2 separate regions of the Mus musculus genome follow, and region 2 is linked to region 1. Evidence: chromatin loops called from intact Hi-C (ENCODE). Cell type or tissue: left cerebral cortex. All regions are shown on one strand.

Region 1 (2,500 bases):
TTTTTCATCAGGCAGGCAGGGTGCAAAGTAAAACTCTGACTGTTAGAACTTCAGAGGCATAGATGAAAGGCCAGATGGCTGCTTCCTCGATGTGTCATCTGGGAGTGCCCCTTAGGATCTGCCATGCTCCAGGCTCTTATCTATAAAATGGGCATACATTATCTCCTTATTTCTGTAGGATGATCTGAAGATTAATATAATTCAGTATTCAAGGAAGGGACTATTGCACCCGACACAGAGTGAACGTTCAACAAACATTAGCTACTCCTGTAACATGGCCCAGATGAACGCTGAAAGGTACATGATAGCTTGCTTGTTGTGTAACTGACAACACCTTACTTTGGGGGTGGGAATACATTACTTCTGTAGGATTACTTTTTACAAGTTTACAAAATAAAAATTGGAGGTTATTAAGCCAATGAGGATACCTCATGCCATGTTTGGTATTACAAACACACCCAGGCAGGTTCTCATATTTATCACCATGGTAACTACTTGCCCAATTATTCTTTTTGGGTGATTGCAATAGGAAGGGAAATGCTGAGGGTCACACAGCTTGCATAAGGTAGGATCAGGATCCAAACTGAGCTGAGTCCATCTCTAGTCAGGATTCTCTTCCTCGTGTTCTGTGCAGCCATCCAGATGACCCACACCTATTTCAGGGTTTTCATGGCACTGCGTCTGGACTACTCTGGGTCCACTGGAATTCTTACATGCTTCCAGTGGTCCTCATGGTTCTCATGGGGACACATACATGGACACCTAAGCCTAAGAGACATGTGGCTGTTCAGTCGGGGCAGAAGGTAGAGAAGCTAGCTTTGCCCAAAGAAGCACTTCAAATGACTGCCAGAATAAAACTATAGGTGCAAAAACGGTGAGATCAGAATGAAACAGGAGAGGATTCAGGGTATGCTAGCAACACGAAAAAGGATGATTGACAGGTGCCGTAGCAATGATAACATCATGGTTCATGTCAGCGACTCTTCTGAGCCCACAGTGATCATATACGAGAGTACCTGGTTCTAGTCTCAATTCAACTGCCCCTCAACCGACTGAAGCTGGATCAAGTCAACATTCCAAGTCTAGTCATTTCTCCATTCCCTTGCCAAGCTGCCTCAGGAGGAAGCTTTAGACAGGGCACAAGGATTTGTTACTGGTGAATCCAGCCACTGTTAAAGGCTTTGAAACAATGAAACAGACATCATGGTAGAACTCTAAGTTTGTTTTTACTGGGGTACACTGTTCAAGCTCTTGATTTATTCACACTGTTCGGTAGCTCACCTACTAATGCAGTGCCTTGACCTCTAACACACTAAGTGACAACAGGGCCACTTGTTTCTCTTGTTCTTTGATTTGCTTTGACATTAACTAAATTATTCTCAGAGGGAATGCTGTCGCCCCCTAGGGGTGAAGAGAAAATTGGTGAGATGTTTTAGTTGTTATGGTAACTGCAGGGAAGTCTGGGCTCCTGGTTTTTAAGGGGCTACCAGCATTGACAGCAGATATCCAAAACTTGTGAGACCAATGCACAGCACAATGACCGATTCTGCCTCCTGATATAAGCCTAGACAGACCAAATGGCTAAGAAATTCAATTTCTCTGCACACAGAGTCAACACCTGTGGTTTCCCAGGAACGTGACAAGTGTGTACACTCAAGGAAGAACGTATGTCATTTGATTTGGAATGTGCGAAAGAGTTTTGGAAAAGGGTGGTCCCAGACAGAAACACTCATTAACAGTTAACACTCATTGTGGCTGGGGCTAGCCTGTATTTTCAGCTGCAGTTTTTCCTGGTAATTCTGCTCTCAGGTATAGTCATCTCATTACTTACTCATTATGTCCTGCAGTATGGTCATGCCCAAGTATTTCTTTATTGAAACACATGCTTTTATTATAAATCACTTCTCATTTCAATTCCATACTATCAGTGTAACATTATACTGATTAAAAATGGTGTAGGAAAATAATGGGTTCCTATAACACTGCAGATATTTGCTATTTTGAGGAGAAAAAAGGATCTAGGCTTCAACTGTGGGTCTTTCAATGTCCTTAGTGACTCTAATGCCCATTTTAATGAGTGAGCAGAAACCTTCAGTTTTGGCCCAGTCATGCCTCACCCTCCTTCCCACCATTCTTCTAAAACAGAAATATACCTATTCTTTGATGATGGGGTTATAACCTATAGTAGAGATACTGTAGGCGATAACCTACTGCACAGCTAGCTAAGCAGCCCAGTAGACTGTGGAGTGAACTTTCCCTCTGATTGCATGGGTGTCTGGGAGCCACAGCTCTCTGTGGCTGCCCAGCAATAGAGAGAGCATTGTACCCCATATTGTTATGTTGGGGGAAAGATCAACACTAACAGTGTGGTTTCTACAGAATGCATATTGCCATCACATAATCACAAAGAAAAATCATTTTAAGGAGAAGCATCCTGAGCCATGAGTTAGGAGTCGGTGCGGCACTTCGAGGTCTTGAGCATAAGGCTCAGCGACATGGC
Region 2 (2,500 bases), 70 kb after region 1:
CGTCAACCTCTTTGCTTAAAAGCTTATTTGTTCATCTTTCCTGCTTGTTCTCAGAATGCTGCTCTCAGAGATGCCTAAAATAAAAACACTCAAGTCCAATAATAGATACCTCTTCTGGAAGAGATATATTTAAACTCCCCGCTGCAAGCAAGGGAACGTGAAGAAAAATTAAATCCAGCAAGAGAAAAGTTGGGTATCCTGGCAACGTCTGACATAGAAATGAAGCCTCTTTCTGCCCCATATTCTCTCATCTGGAAAGTTTCCCCTCAGACCAGGGCTCCACACCAGAGCCCACAGTTGCTGATAAACTTGTCTCCACAGGTTGTCTTTCACAAGCCACTTTCCCATCTTCAAATCCATGTCTCTCTGCTCAGTAAATCTCTGGTATGTAACCTTTTTTTTTTTTTTTTTTTTTTTAGTGACTTTGTAATTTTCAGTAATCTCTGAAATGAATTTGCTGGTTTGTCTTTATTTACCATCTGTTTGTCTTGTGCACCGCTCTGTCCACAGCACATGGCAGATATTAGCTGGTTACTATTTGCTCAGTCAGCGAAAGTGTCATTCGTCCACTAAGGCACAGCTCAAAGGGCCCCAAACCTGGATCAGTGTCCCTTTCTCTGGTTCCCATTTCCCTCCTCTATCTGACTCTTTTATCACACACTGTAGTGTGGTTTTCTTATGTGTCCAGCTAGGTCTGGGTCCCTCGAAAGCAGAGGCAGTGGGGCCTTTTTCAACAACCAGACTGATGAAAAGGTGTTAGAAAAATGTTGAATGTGAATAGATAAAGAGACGGATGAAAGAAAATAAACAATTCTTTCCCACTATGTAAATTAAGTCCAAGGACACTGCTAACAGCCTGTAGGCTGCAGCTTTATATATTCTGATAGGTGAGGCTGACTATTAACTGGCAGTGGCTTGTTCACTTAAGCTCCTTCTAAGCCTGAGTTGGCAAGGCTCTCATGCAACTCAACCCAAGTTGAGTGTCACTGGCTACTTTCCACTCCCGACAGCCTTACAGTTGTCCAGACAAAAGGAGAAGGGGCTAGGCTGTGACTGATGCTTGTGTGCTCTGACCAGTACCATGGCAGTCACATGTATGGCCATGTGACTCTTAAATGCAAGGGCTGGAAACACAGAAGAGATGTAGCTGCAAAGTAAGAAGCAAGGTCTCTCGAATACTTGGAAACCAGGGGATAGCTGAGGGCTGGACTGCCCCTAGTACTTCTGTGCTGTCCAGATGACCGAAATACCACTTACCTCATGCATTAATCCATCACTCTCTGGCTAATATTTATTTATCAAAACACGGCAGCTGACCACCAATTGAATGTATGTGTGTGCACACACGTATGCATTTGTGTATGTGTTTGTGTGTATACATATGTGTATATTGTGCTCTTAGATATGATGTCATTGTTACTATAGATCTAAATTAAGGTGGAAAGAAAATTCCCAAGAGTGTGTATGTGTGTGCATATATGTGTGTGTGTGTGTGTATACACATACACACACACATATACATACACACACATATATACACATACAATACATATATAGTACATATATTTTATATACATAGAAACATACAATATATATATATATATGAATTAAAGCTAAGCACAGCTTTCTTTCTTTTAAGTAAATCCATGTACTGAATACTCATTGCCACCATCTTATACTCTCTAGTTGTAGAATATCAACTCTGTACCACACAATGATGCAAGAATGTTATTTTAATTTGACATAAGTAGAAAGTGAGACTGACTCAAAGGAATTGTTGTTTTTATGATCACAATTCACAATAGTTCAACTTGACTTTAAACTTAGCACTCTGTGAAAAGAGTTGCCGGAGTGCTCCCCCTCCCAGTCCCCACATCCACGGAGCTGGAATTTATTGTTGTATCTGTAGGACAAAGACGGTGAACTGTGGGTTTGACTCTCGATGTTCTTTGGGCTGCCACATCTTGTAAGAGTATCTTACAAGAAATGGGGTGTGTGTGTATGTGTGTGTGTGTGTGTGTGTAAAACAATCTGTATTATACAAAATTCTCTTGTTTATCCTGAGTAAATCATATCTTGTGCTTGGGTAAAAGATGTGAAAAGAAAACTAGAATATCAGAAGAAAGAGATGAAAGTTTCACAAACTGTGAAACAATACCAGAACCAATTGGAACACAGAAGACCAAGTTAAAAACCAAAGACAAAACACAGAGGCTGTCTAGACTTACACACCAAATGCACCAAATCTTACTTGCTTTGGGGTCTTATCATTCAAAGGAAAGGAGGAAGAGAAAAAGGAAGGAGGACAAAGAGGAGGAGACGTAGGTAGATAAACAAGGTGGGTTGATTGGTTCTAACTCCACCCTATAGACAGTTAATATGGTAAGATTACCTTTATGCTAAACTATTCAACATTTTTAAAATCTGCATCATTTATTCATATGTGTGTATGTGTATGCATGTGTGCATCTTGTGTGCATATGTGTACATGTGTATGCAT

Evidence for each region. Peaks named below come from ENCODE experiments on the same cell type or tissue, not always from the same donor. Only the 100,000 strongest peaks of a DNase experiment are listed, where the experiment ranks them.
Region 2: a loop joins it to region 1, with 2.2 times the contacts of the local background. A loop is called at or near these places in 3 of 42 quality-filtered maps.

Annotation. Positions count from the first base shown.
Region 1 is chr4:104,724,765-104,727,264 of GRCm38, reverse strand. The region is part of intron 14 of Dab1 (disabled 1); the gene reads right to left. Among named protein-coding and RNA genes, the nearest start is that of C8b, 40 kb to the left of the region's middle. In left cerebral cortex, a CTCF peak has its summit at 1,391 (motif pointing left); a DNase peak (open chromatin) is centred at 1,402.
Region 2 is chr4:104,654,436-104,656,935 of GRCm38, reverse strand. All of the region lies in intron 7 of Dab1 (disabled 1), which reads right to left. Among named protein-coding and RNA genes, the nearest start is that of C8b, 110 kb to the left of the region's middle. In left cerebral cortex, no CTCF peak of the experiment used is centred here; DNase peaks (open chromatin) are centred at 40 and 1,033; H3K27ac peaks cover 1,274 bases.